Linked DNA regions of Homo sapiens: region 1 is linked to region 2. A link is a loop called in an ENCODE intact Hi-C map of the cell type or tissue named here. Cell type or tissue: MCF 10A. All regions are shown on one strand. Each heading gives the region's core, and the rest is flanking DNA. Links, peaks and the distances in the headings are about the cores only.

The links. A loop is a pair of places that touch in the nucleus more often than their neighbours do. Peaks named below come from ENCODE experiments on the same cell type or tissue, not always from the same donor. Only the 100,000 strongest peaks of a DNase experiment are listed, where the experiment ranks them.
Region 1: a loop joins it to region 2, with 8 times the contacts of the local background. A loop is called at or near these places in 10 of 110 quality-filtered maps.

The regions. Positions count from the first base shown.
Region 1 is chr1:202,207,182-202,215,181 of GRCh38, reverse strand. All of the region lies in intron 1 of LGR6 (leucine rich repeat containing G protein-coupled receptor 6), which reads right to left. Among named protein-coding and RNA genes, the nearest start is that of LGR6, 17 kb to the right of the region's middle. RefSeq lists enhancers at 521-1,021, 1,022-1,522. In MCF 10A, for the core only: CTCF peaks have their summits at 1,581 (motif pointing left), 4,644 and 7,686; DNase peaks (open chromatin) are centred at 1,571 and 7,621.
Region 2 is chr1:202,312,351-202,324,151 of GRCh38, reverse strand. LGR6 (leucine rich repeat containing G protein-coupled receptor 6) reads right to left here. Exons shown (of 18, transcript NM_001017403.2): 17 at 9,270-9,350; 18 at 4,391-6,200. The coding sequence ends at 4,945. Among named protein-coding and RNA genes, the nearest start is that of UBE2T, 24 kb to the left of the region's middle. RefSeq lists a silencer at 5,571-5,731. In MCF 10A, for the core only: a CTCF peak has its summit at 8,341 (motif pointing right); a DNase peak (open chromatin) is centred at 8,371.

The sequences.
Region 1 (8,000 bases), core at 1-8,000, 110 kb after region 2:
GTGTCTGGGGGTGGAAAACTGGAGAAAGCCCTCTATTCAGAGTCCCACCCTCACCACCCCCACCACCCTCACTAACCCCATCCCAGATGGGAGCTTTTCTTTTACATCAGAGCACCCTCCTTCCCAACCCAGCAACTCAACTCACCAACGCGCGCGCGCGCACACACACACACACACACACACACACACACCCAGGTGCACCCAAACACCATTTACCCCTACCCTAGCCAGAGGGTTTTCTAAATTGGACAGGATCCCAGACTCAATTTGAATCTAGGAGAAAAGAGCAGAAGATAAAGTTCAGAGCATATAATAAAAAGAGCTACGTTTGCTGGATCACACACTGTGCTAAAGATTTCACTGACCCATTTTACAGATGAGGTTCAGCAAAATTAAGAGGTTTCGCCACCTTTCCGCCTCTCCAGACCCCCACTCCACGTCTTTGCAGTTTATAGAGCTCTTGAACATCCTTGGTTTCATTTAATTTGATCCTTTTTAATAGGTCAGGGAACGAAGCATTATTTATTCCCATTTTAAATGAAGAAACGGAGATTCGGAAATATCAAGTTACTTCCCACTGTGCCACAAAGTTAAGAATTGGCAGCGCGAACCCACGCCAGGTGGTTCAGTGGAGCCCCTAGCTGCACGCACGTACCCGGGAGCTAAGCGGCGGCCCCGGGGGCGGGGACCAGCCTCGCGCGCGCGCCCCTGCCCACCCCAGCCCGCCTGGCCGTGCCCCTGCCCGCCCCTGCCCGCGCCGCCCGCTCCATGGCTGAAAGGGTCCGGAAGTGGGGAGGCGGCCTCGGCTCCCAGAACAATGGAAGGGGATTAGGGCCGGCCCGGGTAGCGCCCCACCCGTCGCGTCGGTTTCTGGGTCCTGCTCCCCAGGGCTGCGGAGGACCTGTGGAACTTTCCGGAGCTCGGCACCCTTCCCCCAAGCCTACCTGGGCGCACCGCGCCGTGCACTCCCAGCCCGGGAGAGGTTCTGTCCCGCCCTCGCTGAGCGGCCCTCTCCCTCCAAGCGCATTCCGGCCCCTGGGACCTCGAGTGCCAGTTCTGCGGTCCAGTGCCCGCCACCCTCCGCGCTGATCCTCTCTCGTTCTGCCGCTTCTCTCGTATGCCCTTCCCTCTGGATAGCGCCCCACCCATCTGCCCTCTTCCCTAACTCCCGAACTATTTGGTTCATCAGAGCTATAGAAAGACTAGATCCAAGATCTGGATCTAAAATACCTGCCCAACAAGAAGTCCTTCCTGATACCTAGCCTCACTCCCTCATGCTGCAGTTGGACTGAATAGAGTTCTCTGCCTGCCCTTATAATGTAATCCTCAGTGGCTCTGGGGTCAGACTGCCAGAGTTTGTATCTTGGCCCTAACACTTAGCAGTTGTTTGATATTGGACTAGTTCCTTTCCTCTCTGTGCCTCAGTTTCTGCATCTATAAAATAGTATCTAATATTCCCCATAAGATAATGTTGTGAGGTTTAAATGGGAGAACCCATGGGTGTAGCATGAATGTCAGTGGACATCCCTCTCCTCACCTGCATGTAACCAACAGAGCCCCTCCTGGTGGAGAAGCAGGGCTATAAAGTTAGGAAAGATAGGCTGGGGAGGCTGTGGGTAGAGGAGGGCGTTCTGGGTCAGCCCTGCCCTTAGGAGGCAGCAGCTGCCGCTTCTCTCTGGTGCCTCCAAGTGAGTGCCACCTGCCTCGCCCCTGATCTTCTCATCCTTTGATCTTCTGATCTCTGGCCAGGGTCTCCCAGCCAAAGGCATTCCTGTCTCCCTTGCCTTCTCCAAGGAAAGGCAAAGGGCTGGACTCCCTCCCTTTGCCCCAAGCTCCTTCCTCCCTCCCCTGTGTTGTGTGTGTAACTAAGACTACCAGTCAGGCCCTGGGACGAAGTAACAGCCAGGACCCCTAAGGTGGCAGTGTCTAGGGGGAGAAGAGGACATGGGGAAGTGTTGGACATCGGGGCTGTTACTGGGCATGATGCCCTGGCTGGACCAGACACTGCTGGAAAGGTGACTTCAGCCCAAGTTCCTTATTGCCAGAACCAGTTTATGCAGAGCCCTGGATGAGCACTGGAGAAAGTGTGTGTGCCCCTGTGAACAGTGTGTGTTCCCTGCCCTCAGGAAACTTCGGTCTGAGGAGAGATTCAGACCCACAGATACTGCTGGACAGAGCCTTATACATTAGTGCTGGAGGAATCTCAAGTACCTGTGGGTCAGGGAGGGCTTCCTGGAGGAAGCTTGGCCTGAGCTGGCCAAGAGAGACATGATTTGCCATCAGAAAGTGGCCTGCCTCAGAGCTGTGCAAAGGGGGGAAATGAGCTGGGGGTGTTAGCATGGGAGTGAGGGAAAGTGTGGTGGATGAATGGTGGCCTCCCTAAAGGTGTGTCTACCTCATAATCCCTGGAACCTGTGAATATGATCTTACTTGAAAAAACGGCCTTTGCAGATGTAGCTAAGTAAGAGATCTTGAGATGAGGAGATCCTCCTGGATTATCTGAGTGGGCTCTAAATCCAATGTCAATTGCCCTTGTGTAGACACGCAGAGCTCACACACAGAGAAGAAGGTGAGGTGAAGACAGAGGCAGAGATTGGAGTGATGTGGTAACCACGAGAAGCTGGAAGAGGCACGCAGTGGGTTCTCCCCTAGAGCCATTGACAGGAATGTGGCCCTGCTGACATCTTGATATTGGGTTTCTGGCCTCCAGAACTGTGAAAGAATAAACTTCTGTTGTTTTAGGCCACCCAGTTTGCGGTACTTTGTCACGGCAGCCACTGGAAACTAACCCAGGTAAGCGGGGAACAATCAGCAGAGCCTCAGTGTGCTGCTGGTCCTCAAGCCCCTCTTCCCACTGTGGCTTCCTCCTGTCCTTCCCTCTGCTCGCCCTCCATCACTGGCCCAAGCCAGTGACCCATCCCACACTTCTCCACCTAGGAAAGTCATTCTCACCCCCTTGAGACTCCCTTGGATCTACTCTGATCCAGCAATTCCATTGCTGGGGACTTAACCAACAGACACACATCCATATGCTCACTAGACAACCGTACGAAACTGCTCATAGCGGTGGTAGCCATGATACTCCCAACTAGAACATGTCTGGTTGCCCATCGACAGTGGAATGCGTAAACTGGGTTGTATTCACCCATAGTAAGTACCATGCCACAATGAGGATGAACGAACTATGACCACCAGCAACAACATGGGTGAATCCTCAAACATGGTGAGGAAAAGAAGCCAGATGCAAAATAATGCCCCATTTATGATAAGGTTCAAAACACAGGCACAGCCTACCTATGTTGTTAGAAATCACGATCGTTGCTATCTTTGTGGGGGTGGGTAGTGACCAGCAGAGGGCATGGGGGTGGAGGGCTTCTGGAAAGCTGATGATGTTCTCTTTCTTGGTCCAGGTGCTGGTTACACAAGTGTATTTGCTTATGGAAATGTACCAAGCTATACACTTATGATATGTACGCTTTTCTATTATGTATATTATATTTAGTTTAAAAAAACAAACTCTGGGCCAGGCGCAGTGGCTCACGCCTGTAATCCCAGCACTTTGGGAGGCCAAGGCAGGCGGATCACTGGAGGCCAGGAGTTTGAGACCAGCCTGGCCAACATGGTGAAACCCCATCTCTACAAAAATATAAAAATTAGCCGGGTGTGGTGGCACATGCCTGTAATCCCAGCTACTTGGGAGGCTGAGTCAGGAGAATTGCTTGAACCTGGGGGGCTGGGAGGCAGAGGTTGCAGTGAACCAAGATCACACCACTGCACTCCAGCCTCGGTAACAGAGTGAGACTCTGTCTCAAAAAAACAAACTCTGAAAGTCTTCGTGAACCTCAGGCTTTCTGAGGGCTCCCCTCTAGGTTCCCATGGCATCTCATGAATAATTCTCAGTTTTTATGTCATTAAATGAAATTGGATGTTTATTTCTGTATATTGTTTCATCATACTCATCTGTGTATCCCCAGCACTTTCCCCAGGCTCTGGCACATAGTAGATGCTCAATAAACACTTGAGATTTGCTGGCATGGCCATGGGCTTTGGTGTTGCCAGGCTTCTCTCCCAGGGTTAACTGGCCATTGGCCCCAGTTCCCTGGATCTTCACAGGATTCCACAATGAGACACATTCCTTCCCACTGCTGCCCCATCCTACCCACCTTCTAAGTCCCCCCACAACCAGCCTATGCTTGTCTCCTGCCTCATGCTTAACGCACACAATGGTAATTTTCTGACCCAATTGTAATCTCTGTTAATGCAAAATTCAAGTCTTACTTATCTGGGATCTTCAGAGCCTAGGCAAGTGTCGGGCACACTGTGGAGATTCAAGAACCCACAGCCTCAAGTTGCTAGAGTCCTCTATCCAAGCCTAGGGGCAGGCACATACCTTTGTTCGTCCTAGCTTGTTTGGAATTGGATGGAAATTTTCAAAAGAAGTTTTCTTTAAAAAAAATCAAGAGAATGAATAGGAAAGGCAAAAGCTTCTAAGTGGAAGGGTTTATAGAACAGATGTCTCACTCTAATGAAACCCAAGCCTGGCCACGAGCTGACTGGCTGGCAGCTTAAGAGGCTCCCCAGTGCGGCTCCATCCTCACCGCAGCCGTCTGGGTTGGAAGCCACACCTCGGGCTCCTGCCTGTGGTGGAGCCAGGTTAGTGCTACTACCAGGTCTGAAGAGGGCTGCCCTCCCTCCCTCTCTCTCAAATAGGTCCATCTGCTCCAGCCTAGGGTTTTTGTTTTTTTTTTTTTTTCTGCTCTGTACCTCCCAGCCTCTGGCCAGTCATTTGTTCATTCATTCATTCACTCATTCATCTCTTTACTCATTCCACCAATATTTTTGAGCATCCATGTGCAGAGGGCTTGGGCCAGCACTGAGGATACCAGGAGAGCAATGGTGGCCAGGCCCCTGCTTTCTTGGGGGTCCCAGCCTGGTCTGAGAAACAGACAAGTAACCAGGAATCTGAACCCAAGGGAATGAGCCTTGCGGCAGGGCAGGCACACAGAGGGGAGGCCTCCCCCAGAGTTGAGGGATTAGGGAAGGTTTCCCAGAGGAAGAGACATCTCAGTCAGCCCCTTACATCCTAAATGAAGCTGATGCTTCCTTGCCTCTTCCAAATACCCCACCAGAGCAGCAGGCTTCTGGTCTGAACCCATTTCTTCACCACATCCTTGCAGTAAATCAACCGTGATGTCCATAGGGCTGTTTCTTATAGACCTGGATATAAACCAATGGTGCATCACCTAAGTACAAACTAGGTAAAAGCATTTCTGTAGGAGATGGAGTAGAGAGTGGCTGTCCAGCAGCTCCACTGATGATCTGACTTATTCCATGAATAAGCTTGAGGCAGTGCTTGGCAAACCCTAAAATGAAGATTCTGGCTCAGTAGGTCAGGGTTGAGGCCTGAGCTTCTGCATTCCTCACACACTCACAGATGATGCCGATGCTATGCTGCTGGGCTGTGAACCATACTTCGAGTGAAAGGCTTTAGGATATCCAAGGGAATCCATAGAATAAACCTCCTTTAAGCAATCTTTTATAAATATGTTTTAAATCACTTTTTTTAACTAAGTATTGACCAGGCTGACTCATAGAAATATGCCACTGTGGCCTGGTCTAGACAAAGGTGTCTGGCCAAGGGGCCAACCAGAGGACAAAATCTGCTCCTGCCCCACTCATCAACTCTGCCCGCTCCCCACGTGGTAGGGCCACTGGGGCAAGGGGCACCCTTTTCTATTTCTCACAAAGATGTTGCCTGGACTAGCTGCAGCCCAGAACACTGTGGGGCGGGCAGGCTGAGTGGATGTGTGGATTTCTGAGGAGGAGCAGGGAGAGGCCTCTGACCTCCTCAGCAGCAGGCAGCCCCTCCAGGATCCCTGGGGATGGCAGGTGTGGCGTCTCCAAGGTTGCCTTTATAGGCCAGGATCCCTTCCTCATGGAGAAAGTGAAATGAAACCCAGGTCACCCCACCATTGCCTATGGGGCTAACAAAGAAGGGGTTAGCTTTGGGCTCTCTCCCCTCTGGCCAAAATAGGAGGGAAACTTGGGGACACTATGATAGGAAGGAGGAGGGACTCTAGGAAGAACTTCCCAGTGATCACATTCCCAGGGGGTCAAACACTAAGCAAATGGTGGGGTGTAATGACTTGATCTGCCCATCTGGAGGTCCCAGCCGAGGTTAGGGGTAAGGGGCTGGAGTAAGGTGTCAGAAGGGCTCCCCAGGCCAAGTTTCTGAGCTTCCAAGCCTTCCCCTCTTACTACACTCTTTACCCCTATGGCTCTAGGGCCATTTGCTCATTGGCACTGGGCATGCTAGGGTTCCAGGGGTTAGCCCAGGTATTTCCTGACCCCAAGCCCCACCCCCAGCAGGTGCCCTGGGCCCCGCAACATGGTGCCTTTGCGCCCCCATGCCAATCTAGACAGTGAAGCTAATGCTTTCTGGCAGGTGGAGGCAGGGCAGGCAGAGGGGGAGGTGGCACCCTGGGCTTCTGCATTCAGAGTAGGGGAGTGGGCAACGAGGCGAGGGCTGGCGTGGCGTCGGCTGGCGGGGGGGTAGGCATTCCTCTTTCCACTGGCTGCACATAGTTAATGGGGGGCCTTGTTCTGGGTAGGCACACAGCCCTCGAGGTGCTGATGATGGCCATGTCCTATCCCGGCCCCTGGGATCTCAAGTCTCACGGAGTGAACACTGCAAATCTCAGGGGACCCTGGCACCTCCCTCACATCACAGTCTCCTCTTCATTGGCTCACTCATGCCCCTTCTCTCTCTCTCTCCCCCCTCCTTCTCCTCTCTCTCTCCCCTCTTTGTATCTTTCTTTATACACCATCATTTGTCTCTGTAATATCCTGGGGTCAGGAACTCTCACCCCACAGGAAACAGACCCAAAGGCATCAGAGGACTTGTCCAAAGGCACTCAGCATGTTGGCGGCAAAGACAGCGTCCTAGCCCAGGGTCTCCTGATCCCACTTCCACCAGAGAACAAACCTAAAGTTCCAGTTGCTGGAGTCAGGAGGGTTGCGACGAAATTGGAGGAGGGAAACTTTGGAAGCACCTCCTTCCTCCAGAGGACTCATGCAACTCCTCACTCCACAGGACAGAGAAAAACTGCAGCAGGAGGGTGGGAGATTGGAGGGAGAGGCTGAGCCAGCAGGGCTCTGCAGGTCAGTGGTAGGATTTCCCAAGTCCAGGCGCTCACTTGGGGCGTTACTAAGAATTTATCTCCACAGCTGGACCAGGGACTCTGTTTTTTGCAGTGAAAGTTAGTGTCAGCACCTAGCACAGCTGTGCCTACTACTAAGTGTATACTTAATACATATTCACAGGTTGAATAAATGAAAAATAATAGCTAACATCCATTGAATGGTTACTGTGTGCCAGACGCCGTTCTAGGCACTTTGCATATATTAACTCATTTAACAAGGGCATCGTTGTCATCCCTCTATTACAGGTGAGGAAACTAAAGCACAAAGAGGGTAAATCTTTCCCCAAGGATTGGTAAAAGGCAGAGCCAGAATCTGAACTTAGGTGGAGTGGCTCTGGGGTTTGTGCACTTACCCACTCTGCTAGATTTATAAGAAACTGGGAAGGAGGCCAACACACACAGGATCTGACATCTGTGGGATGGGCCCTCTGCCCTCCCTTTCAAGCAGAATCCCTGCCTGCCAGAGCCTGACAACTGCCTCATTCCCAGAAACACTGAGACTCTGGTGTGCCCCCTGTGCCCACTCTAGCACAATGCACCCCATAGTCCCTGGCCCCTGCAGATGCCACGCTCAGGCCAAGAAGCACCTCCAACCCAAGGTTGCTCAGTCTCCCCTCTAGTCCTGGGGCCACCTCCTGCCCATCTGGACAAAGGCTGCCTCATCTCCCCTGTGGCATCCCTGAGAGGGAGACCCCTTCCTCTCATCCCCTCCTGCCCTAGCCCCTAGGTTAAGGGGAGAAAGGGCTCCATAATTTGCAGGACCGGCCGGGCACAGTGGCTCACACCTGTAATCCCAGC
Region 2 (11,801 bases), core at 3,802-11,801:
CATCTTGCTGGTATATATATTTTCAAAACTCTGGGAGGATATATAAGAAACTAATAACAGTGGTAACCAATGAGGGCTTGGGAAGCGAGCCAGTAGGGACAGAGATGGGAGGGAAGCTTGTTAAGAACGTGTTATTTGAACCACGTGAATGTATTATTCAAAGATTAAATTTATGAAAAGCTTTTTAAACAAAAGGGGTGGGTGGGAGCAGCTGATTGTGGTTGAGAAGCAGATAGCTATAAAAACAGGCCTCCAGAGAGCAGCTGAACCGGCTAATTGTGGGCACCACAGGGAATAATCACAGACTAAATTCAGAATGGCCTCTAGTTTCAGGTACCACAAGGCCCAGTCTTACTGTTCTTTTTGGCCTTGGATCTATTTGCTGAGATTCTGCCTCTCTTATTGCTTCACATGGATCCTCTCAAGAAACACGTACTTACTTGAGTTAACTCCTGAGTTTCTGTCTCTTAATCCAGTCTAAGAAGAACAGCTGAAGAAATGGTCTTCCCTGTAGTTGAGCCAGAAAGATGGAGGGTTTGAAATACTCTGTTTTCAAGAGTGGAGGGCAGGTACTCATGAAGGCACCAGTTTTCCACTCAGAAGGGAGTCAGGCATTAGATCAGTAAAGCCCTAATACCATTCTGGGGCTAGCACCTTGGCCCCATGATTGCAAGTTTTGTTGAACTCCATCTTCCCTCCCCTGAGAAGGGGCTACCTGGTTGTCTTGAGGGCATCATCCCACTCTGAAGCAAGGCTGGGCCAGGGACAGGGGGGTAAAGATTCCCAAGGCAGAGAGTGAGTGAGAGAGTGCACTCAAGGCCAGGAAAGCAAGCTGATTCTTTGGGGTTCACATTATCAGGAAACCCCAGCATTAAGGGTTGGGTCTGAGAAGGTGTTCAGGGTCTGAATAATGAAGGCCCAACCTGCTCACTGCTTTATTTATTTTTATTTTTATTTTATTTTTATTTTTTTAAATTTATTTTTTTGAGACAGAGTCTCGCTCTGTTGCCCAGGCTGGGGTGCAGTGGCGCAATCTCGGCTCACTGCAAGCTCCACCTCCCAGGCTCACGCCATTCTCCTGCCTCAGCCTCCCGAGTAGCCAGGACTACAGGTGCCTGCCACGATGCCTGGCTAATTTTTTTTAATATTTTTAGTAGAGACAGGGTTTCACCGTGTTAGCCAGGATGGTCTCGATCTCCTGACCTCGTGATCCGCCCGCCTCGGCCTCCCAAAGTGCTGGGATTACAGGCGTGAGCCACCGCGCCCAGCCCACTGCTTTCTTTAGATTTTTCTATGTCTAATCCACTGGCAAGCACACAAAGGGCACTTTGATATAGGTGAGTGGAATGGATTCTGATGCCTCCAAACTTCAACTCTGAGCCTCCTTGGCTGTGCCCTAGGTGCCCCAGAACTCAGAAGACAGGTTAAGGAAGAGCCTTGCCACTGATCACTCCTCTCTCAAATACCTCTGGCCACTTCCATGGCTCCACCAGAGGCAGCAGAAAGGAGTTGAGGGACACACATCGTACTTCACTTGTGCTTTATTATACAGAAGAATCCAAATATTTACATCTTGACAATCCTTATACTTCAAGCAACTGGAGAGAGCATGGAACTGAAACCCAGAAGTGATGTGGGGGGCGGGGTGCGAGGTGGGGGGTGGTGGGTGGTGGGTGGGTGGGGGTTGGGAGAGCTTGCTATAAAGCAGAGCAGAGGTAGTTAGATGGTACCAGACGGGATCAAGGGTTCTAGCTACTGTAGTTCTGATGTTGGTTTATGAAATAAGAAATAAAAAAATAAAAAATAAATAAAAATGCTTAAAAAAGGTAAAAAAATTTAAAGAAAACATAGAAGAACAAACAAAAAAGCATTCTAGCAACTTCCCGTTATTGTCACTCAGGCCTATTTATTGTCAGCTCTTCCTTTTTCCTTTCCCCTACTCTTTAGACCTTTTATTCTTCCTGGAAAGGGAAACTAGAAAGATATTGGAGGCTAGAGGAGGAGAGAGGAAAGCAAGGAGAAGTCCCAGCTAGGGGCTCTGTTCATCCATAGTCTTCAAATCTCAGCTCTGCGTTTTTTGGATTTCACCATTGGTATGTTCAAAGTTGCTTATAAAAACCATTTCTGCCATAAGAGGTTCTCTTCCACAAATCGGTCTGAGATGAGATTGTGGTTGGCACCAGTTGCCAATGCACTGCACACAGAGCACAGGGCAACACACACCCAGTCAGCAGTTCTCAGCGTTGCCACCACTACAGCCCTCTTGGACAGATTCTTCCCCATGGATACCATTCTGGAAGATTTTGCCAACCCAACAAAATGCATTTGCATGCAATGAATAATTTGTTTTTTGATTTTGTGATCAAAGACATACATAATCTTCTGTGGATCATAATGAAGATAACCAAAGGAATAACATACTGACTTGCTAGAAATTCAGTCAAAATAACATACTGACTTGCTAGAAATTCAGTCAAAATCAAAAAACAAAGAAACTGTACTGCTCAGCTTTATTTCGGGTAAGTGTACATCGACCAGACTTTCTGAATAATGAAAATAGTTCATGGCAAACACCTCCACTCCCTTCCTCCACACCTTTCCTCTAATGAGAAGGTTCAGCAGATGCTCCTCTGGCCAGCAGACGTCTGGATCTTTAGAAGCAGGTGATAAGGTGACAGTGGTGCTACCCTTCAGCTTGCAGCCAAAAATCATCGGTCCCCTTTTCATAGAAGAGGCCACCTGTAGGGAGCAGTTCCTGTAACTCCTAAACCTCTAACACATGGTCACTGTGCTCCACCTCAACACAGACTCCCTAACTCCAAGGGGAACAATGATCACATGGCGTGGGCAAGAAGTGAGAAGGGATCTGGGGTGACTTTTTACAAGTCAAGGCTCCCAAAAATTGTACAAGTTTTGTCATCCCTGAAGCAAAGAACTCCTTTCCCTGATAAGAGTCACCAATTCTCAGTATCCAAAGTAGAGCAAACTCCTTCCTTTAAGGGCTCTTGATCAGCCCTGGGGAAATTGGGAGAGCAGGGTTCTCAAATAAACAACTGATAAATACACCTGCCATCATTAGCGAGTACCTACAGCGAGGCTGGCCTCATGGTAGGACCCTAAGATTCTTCTGGGATTACAAGGTCAGCGCATTCTGCTTCAGAGCCTATAAGAGACCAGGCAATTAGTCAGATAAGATTTAGAAATGTAGCAAGTTTCACCCATGGAGCTACCCTACCTACCTCAGCCTAGGCAGCCTTTTTGTCCTGTGTCAGAATTTCCACTAGGCATTGGGGACAGCAGGGAGATAGCAGAGAAGCTAAGCTGCAGAAACTTGAACTACAAAATTAGAAGAAGGGTTTTCCTCAGGTTTGTTGTTTTAATAGTGGAGCCCCTGGGGATAGGGCCTGGCTGAGGACCTGCCAGAATTCAGGAAGAAGATTGTTTTCCATCTGGTCTCAGAATTCTAGACTCCTGTCTTGTAGATGTGACTGATGTTGGGGTACTCTAGAGCAAGTCTTGCCCTTTGCTGAGTCTTGGATTCTCTTTTTATGTCTCCAAGAATTACCTTTAATGTCTGGAAGGATGCCCCAGCTCTTACCGCCTCACTCTCAGATTGAATATGTGTGTGTTTGGGGCTGGGTGAGGGGGGCATTCTGGAAATGCTCAGAGACACGTGGTAAACCACAGGTAGAAAGGTCATGAGGGGAGAGGCAGAAGGGTCAGCGGCCTATCTGAGACACCCAGGGTCCCAGAAAACTACAATTTCCTAAAATGCAATATCTACAATTCAAATCTCTCCTGTTTTCTGGCTAAGGCCTCCTTGTCCCAAAGAGTAGGCAGGACCTGGCTTGTGACAGGAGGTGGCAGGGGCATCTGGTGGAGAAGCATAAGAAGGCAACAAAGAGCCAGAGGGAATCCAGACAGCCCTGCCAGGACCCAGGAACCCTACTATCCCTCTTGCAGCAGACAAACTTTCACTGGTGCTTGGGCTTGCTGGGGTTGATGGCAGGGTGGTGAGAGAACACACAGGGATCCCTTTCTCCCTGCCCCAACTCAGGGGTCTGAGTCTGGAACCACAACGGCAGGCTTCTCCTCATCCTTCCCAGCATAGGATAAGAGAGGTGGGAGGTAAAGTGCTGAGTGTCTCTACTGGTGGATGGAGTCATCAATTACCTCTGGCAGTTCATTCTAGGATCGGGGCTTTCAGGAAGTGGTGGCATTTTGTGATGTCACTCGGTAGCACTAGGTGGTACAGAGATGAGCTCCCTGGGAGAGAACAGTGCTAAGTTCTGTCATGTTAATAGATATTCCAGGAAAACCAAATAAGCAGACAAAAACCTGTTACCAAATAATTCAGGGAACTGGGTAAACAAAGTTCAATAGATTTTACTACTGTAGGACTTATCTCTTTATTACACTAACATGCACTGTGAATCTCTAAGAAAAAGACATCATGTGTAATCTCTTCCAAAGCTTATTTTAATAGGAAGTCTTTATGCATGGCATATGTCAAGATTAATGGTACATGGAACACATTTTGTATCCTATCCATGAGTCACACGGGAAATCACCTTCCAGGCCTTTCTCTGTGAGGTCTCCCTGTCCACTGTGCCCTGATCAACCCTCCACCCCTTCACTGTCTTTACTTCCCTCATTTCCCTTAAGCAGACAAAAGTCCAGGTCTCTGGTCCACAGCTTCAGACATGACAAGGAAGAGGCCCAGTATCAAGGTGAAGCTGAGGAAGGCCAAGGGAAAGCCAGGCCAAGAGGCACCCGTTGGTGATGGTCACAGGAGAGAGGTGATCAGTGGAGCCAGGGACTGGGCCATCCTGCTATAGATCACACTGCTGAGTTTTGGTTGTATTTGTTTTAGAAGCAGCCATCATTCACCGAGGGGGAGAGAGGAAAGGGAAGAGAGGGGAAGAGAAGAATGGGGAGGGATATTTACACGTGTGAAGCAAAGGCCAAGCCAGAGGGCTGAAAGCCGCCACCCCCTGACAAGCCTCCACCTGCTGGCGTAGATCCCTCTGCCCTCAGCAGCAGTTCTCCATCCATGGAGGGTTGGGGGTTCCCAAAGTGGTTCCCCTCTGGCTCTACACAATGGCTGCCCTCCAGCCTGGGGGCCCCTGGCTGCTGACAGGAGATGAGGGTCACTGAGGGGAAGCCATAGGTCTCCAGCCCAGGGGGCCGCCCAGCTTCAGAAGCTTCCAGAATGAGATCCACATCAGAGAAGGCTACCAGGGCCTGGGTAGAATCACAGGAGCTCTTCTCCAGCTCCCCGGCCGCAGCATAGGCTAGGGGCCCTGAGTCCCCTGCGCGGGGCCGAAGCCGCCGAAGGTCATCCCGGAAGTGGGGGTTGAAGAGCAGGTACAGCAGTGGGTTGAGGCAGGCAGGCAGGGGCAGCACCACCAGCAGGACAGACTTGACGGCCTCGGGCGTGACAGGGAAGAGGCCCAGCATGGAGGCAAAGCTGAGGAAGGCCACGGGACAGTAGAGGAGCCCGTCTGCGAAGATGAGCCAGGCCACGTGCCTCACCATGGCGCAGTCCCACACGGCCTCAAAGTCGCCCCGCGGCAGGTCACAGTACAGTTTGATGTAGGCACCGGCCACGACCAGGAAACAGAAGGAGTTCATCATCACCAGGGCCACGGTGAAGCCCAGGGCTGCTGGCTGACCCTCAGGTGGCGCGTAGGGCAGGCAGAGTGGGGAGGCCCCGTATTCTCCCACTGAGGCCAGGGGCAGCGCGGCGGCCAGCCCTGCCAGTGCCAGGCAGCCTAGGACCCCTGCTCGAACGCTGCCCAGGGAGGGGGACTTCCCATAGGCCCGGACACAGGAGACGGAGACGCTGCACTGCACTGCGGCCAGAGTGAGCAGCAGCACCGATGCCTCCGACCCAAGTACTGCCAGGAAGCCAGTGGCCCGGCAGCCTAGCCCCGTCTCCCAGCGGGCTCCGTACTCAGAGAACTGACCAAAGGTCAGGGCATCGACTGAGGCTAGAAGGCCACAGGAAATGCCAGTCAAGGTGTTGGCGCCTGCAATCGCACCTACCACAAACTTGACCGGGGGCAGGGGGACAGGCCCGCCAGCGAACACGGTCAGCAGCACCAGTCCATTGCAGAGCACGGAGAGCAACACGATGGCCCACACGGCCAGGCGGATGCCCCAGCTTTCAAAGAGGTACTCACAGGGCTTGAAGGGGCCTGTAGGAGAGATCAGACATTAACCCTGGGCCAGAGGATGGTGGGACCAGGTCTTCAGGACCAAGGTCAGCCTCTGTATTCAGAGAATTTCCAATCAAAAGGAGATGAACATGGCCCTTGCCCTCGGAAAACTCCCAGTCTAAGGGAGGCTGACCCTGTTTCTGGCCCCAGAGAACTCCAAGTTGGAGGTTCTCTCACCTTAGAGAACTCCCAGCTGTGGGACATACACGACTCTTCTTCCGAAGAGCTGCAAGTGGGGTGAACCCTAACCCTCCTCTCAATACACCAGAACATAGAACGCATATAGGCCAGGCATGGTGGCTCACGACTATAATTCCAGCACTTCCGGAGGCTGAGGCGGATGGATTGTCTGAGGTCAGGAGTTTGAGACCAGCCTGGCCAACAAAGCAAAACCCCATCTCTACTACAAATACAAAAAATTAGCTGGGTGTGGTGGCACGCACATGTAGTCCCAACTACTTGGGAGGCTGAGGCAGAAGAATCACTTGAACCCGGGGGACGGAGGTTGCAGTGAGCTAAGATTGCTCTACTGCACTCCAGCCTGGGCAACAGAGCAAGACTCTCTCTCTCCCCAAAAAAACAAAAAAAAAACAAAAAAACACACACATGGTACAAATTAATACAGTACAAACCCAGATATTGAGGAAATGTTAAGTGAAGGACAGCACTGGAAAGAAAGGAAGGACAGGCTGCCATCAAGGAGTGGAGAGGGTATCAGAATTGGGAGCTATGGTGGGTAGGGACAGAGGCATGAGGGACTGCCCAGACAGTAACCAGTCTATGCCTGAGGCTCTGTTTCTCTCAGTCAGTCCCCAGTGATCCACTAAGTCCTCCACTGTGGGAGAGTCCTGACCAAATATTATACCAGGCTGGCTCTCCCTTGCTCTGTGAGAGGGGTACAGACCACATTGAATACTTGTCAGTCAATCAGTATTTCGGAGGTAAATTGCCTCAAGTACAGTAAATCAAAATACAGATGACTTCTGGGGTTTTCCAACCTAGGTCCACACGAGATGCGTGAGATCCTGGTGTTTTCCATCCCTCTCTCCAAAGTCTGTTCCTAAATCACCTTGTAACTTTGGAAATATTATTTCTTCATTTTCTTTGGCTTTCCACTCTTGTTCTTCAATGTGTTTCTTGGTAGCTTGGGAATTTGAGAGGCTTTTGTGGGAGCTATTTTTAAACCTTTTCTTTCTTATTACCAAATATAATAGGTGATAACTGTAGAAAATTTGAAAATATAACATGAAAACATTAAAATGACATGAGACTTCACCTCTCAGAGATAACTCATTATTTTGGTATGCTTCCGTCCAGTCTTTAAAAAATACATACATACATATAGGTTTTCAAGCTAAATTAAGATTTTACTGTTGTTATCATTTGGATATGGTTTGTCTGCACCAAAACTCATGCTGAAATGGAATCCCCCAATGTGGGAATGTTGGAGGTGGGGCCTAGTGGGAGGTGTCTGGGTCATGGGGACAGATCCCTCAGGAACAGATTAATGTCCTTCTGTGAGGGTGAGTGAGTTCTCAATCAATCCAGGGAATGGATTAGTTCCCTAGGAGTGGGTTGTTAAAGGGAGTCTGGCTTCTCTTTCACCCTGTGATCTATTTGCACATACCCACTCCCCTTCTGCTTTCCATCACAAGTTGAAGCAGCCTGAGGCCCTCATCACATGCAGCTGTCCAATCTTGAACCTCCCAGCCACCAGAATTGTGAGTCAAACAAAACTCTTTCCTTTATAAATTACCTAGCCTTAGGTATTCTGTTATAGCAACACGAAGCGGACTAAGACAACTGTATATGCGTTTCTCGTTCTCTTTAAGTCACATTTTTATCAAGCAGACTTTCCCAAATTTTTTCCCAGAGAAATATTTTTATATTACTCAAAACATATTTTATGTACCATAAAATGTACCATAATTATTTGACCATTTGGTGTGAGTTATTTTAGAAGCAAGCTCGAGTTGGACTTTGTCTTTTGGAACTTCCTCTTTTACCTCATCCCTGCTGATTACTGGTTTTCAGAGGTGAAATTTCCATGGCATTGTGAATGCAGCATGTGTGTTTTTCCAAGTCAGAAGCAGCACCTGCTTCCTCCAGGTTGGGTTAGTGCTCTGGCCCCAAGCTGGCACTAGAGGGCGTGCTGTTGTCACCAAGCACTGAAAACTCGGGCTGGGCAAGGCCAGGCAATCACTCTATAGGCTTTAGAGAGGGTAAAGGGAGAAGGCAAGGGTCCTGGGCCAGAGAAAGCTGGAAAACTGGAAAACGGAGGTGGAACGAAATAGAAGAAGCAAACTGTTCATCACTTCTGTTCATTCTGAAGAATCCCATCCTTGCCTAAGTAGCATGCTGCTTGCCACCTTCTGTGGCCTGTTAGCATTTTATATGCAAGCGAAGGGACTTCCTCACTCTAAATGTCTCAAGTTGAATTGCACCAAAGAGAAAGAGAATTTTCTTTTTTGCTTTCTTTATAGCAGGATGGATTTAGGTTAGATGCTAAAGGAGGCTTCCGCAACTATAAGCGTTAGATGGTGCTGTAAGGACTTACCCAGGGATACTATGGAGTTTTTCCACTGTGCAGAGTTTTAACAGAGACTGTAATCTTCCTGGGATGGAGCAGGGAGGGATGGAGAAGGTGACCTGTTGGAGTCCCACCTGGCTCTAGGATTCTGTGGTATGGGTCTTAGACTGAGGGATTACTCAAAAGCAGTCCCACGTGCCACCCTGAGCAATGGGGTCAAGGCATTCTTTCCTGCTTCTCTCCTGTGTAACAGTAGTTTTATCCTGGATGCATAAATGCTAATTGGCTGATTGCTTGACTTCGCCTCCATTCATGCTACTCCCCTCAAGCAGCCACCCAAGGGAAAGAACTCCAGTTCCTTCCCCAGGAATTACGAAAGGAGGGCCCTCTTGCAGCAGGCTGGGAGTCAGGCAAAGAATGTGGCTGCAGACATGCCAGGCTGAACTAATACCTCAACTAGGTGGTTGGGTGCCCTTTCTCCATTCCCCCTCGTCCCCATTCCCCAGACACCACCTCACCTGGAGTAGGGCTACACTGGACACTGGGGTGTGGCTTTGAGTCCTCCATCTCCAGCTGGAGCTCATCCAGGTCCTGGTCATCTGAAAGGAGAGACAAAGTGATGCAGGGTCCTGGGTCTTGGTGTCAGTCAAGCCCTACCTTTCTCCAAATGCCCCCTCCTTTAAGATGTCCCTTACTAACTCTGCTCAGCACTGTTCATTCTAGCAACCCGGCACATCCATTTCTACCCTTGGGGGTAAAGATTTGGTCAGCTTCCTATTATCCACATGTGGATTATCTGCACTGAAGAGTGCACAGCAAACATTTCACCTAGACCTTCTCTTTCTATTAGTCAGGGCTCTATGTCCTCTCCAGTCAGCCTTACCCACAAGTGCTGCTTCGAGTTGGAGTGGAAGCTGTTTCAATAATGTATGCTAGTGATCACACATTCTCTACTCTGGCTGGGCTGTCACTGTAATTTTGTGTCCAGTTGTGAAAACTACACATTAAGAAAAACATCAGTGAGCTGCAGTGTGTTTAGACGTGAACGAGTGAACTAGGGGGTGGGAGAGCAGAAGCCATTTGTGAGAGAAACAGTCAAAGCAACTGGGCGGTGTTTAACTTGGAGGAGGTAAGAGTAAGTGGGGGTATCATGGCCGTCCTCAAAGGGCTGAAGGACTGTTAGGGGTAAAGGAATTTGACTTCTACATGCTGTTTTGCCCCAGAGGGTAGAACCAGGATCAATGGATGGACTGTAGAACGAGGCAAATTATGATTCGAATGGAGACACTCTACTACTTCCTAACAAGAGTAAGTTCCCACAATTAGAGCTGTCCAGCAAAGGAACACCCCACCTTCAACAGGTGCAGAGTAGGTCCACATCTGCTGAGTGCAATTCTGGCACTGGGCAAATGCAGAAGAATTTCAGGGATGAATAAGAGATGGACCTGCTCTCAAAGAGCTTGTGGAGACTAATAAGGAAACAAATTGTCATGCTACAATGAGTGCCATCAACTAACAGATTTATTTACTAGCTAGAAGGGAATAATTTGAATGTTCCTAGCATAAAGAAAAGACAAATTTTTAAGGCAAAGGATATCCCGATTACTCTGATTTGATCTTTATATACATTATATGAATGTATTAAATAATCACATGTGCCCCCCATACATACATTTATTATGTATCAATTAGAAAAAAATTTTCAGCTAATAGATTCACTGAACAATAAGGGTTAACATTTCTTGAGTTCTTATTCGGCACCAGGTACTGTGCCCAGTCAGTCCTCATCTTCATGGTCCCATTAACCTTCACAACATCCATGTGAGGCAGGTGACAGATAAGGAGACTGAGGCTCATTGAAGTTAAGTGGCTTGCCTGCAGCCTCACAGCAATAGACTAGAATTCAGATGCAGGTTTGTCTGACTACAGAGCCCAGATGTTTAACCATCATGCTTTCCCAGGCAAGGGACTGATTACTTTGGGGGGTCAGGGGGTGGGGAGGGTTCAGGAGATTTACAGATGCATGAGCTGAACATAATTTGTCACTGATGATACTAAACAGAAAGTCCCCAATGGGAGAGAAAGCACTTCTACCTGAGTCAGAGGCTGGACTAGATCATCTTTAATGTTCTTTTCAATTCTAAGTCCAGGCTTTACACTTTTTTTTTTTTTTTGAGATGGAGTCTCGCTCTGTTGCCCAGGCTGGAGTGCAGTGGCATGATCTCGGCTCACTGCAAGCTCTGCCTCCTGGGTTCACGCCATTCTCCTGCCTCAGCCTCCTGAGCAGCTGGGACTACAGGCGCCCGCCACCACGCCTGGCTAATTTTTTGTATTTTTTTAGAGATGGGGTTTCATGGTGTTAGCCAGGATGGTCTGGATCTCCTGACCTTGTGATCCGCCTGCCTCGGCCTCCCAAAGTGCTGGGATTACAGGCGTGAGCCACCGTGCCCGGCCTTACACTTTTTTTTTCTTATTCACTTTTGCAGTGTTTCTCAAACTAGGGCCTGTGAACTCTAGGGGGTTGCAGACATGCTGGAGGTCCACAAATTCTATACGAATTTTGAAATGAGAATCTAGAACATTTTATAATCTATAAAGACAAAACATTTTTTGCAGTGATAATCCATCACTGAAAGGCTTTTTAAAGAATAAGACAAGTTTCTCAGGTCAGACTGGAAATGTGTCTGAAGACCCAAGTTGGGGAAAGAATGGCTTGTCTTCAAAAGGTAACTGTACAATCTTCAGGTTTAAGAGACAGCATCCTGTGGGCTCTTCCTCCATCATACAGGGCAATGGATAGGTGACTCTGTTTGTTGCACTTGTTCCATCTTTGGTTCACAAAGTCTGTTTCCTGTGTGGATCCTTCCTCCTCACTTAAAGGGTAAACACCATCAGTTGGGAGCTTTCCCAGGAGGCAGGAAGACTGTGAAGCTGCTCCTGGCCCAGACACCATCAGGGCAGGTCGGAGGCTGAGTCGTGCCCACAGAGTCCTGGCATTTCCTCCTCTCTACCTTTCACTCCCTGCCCACCCCTGCTCTCCAGAAAGAAGT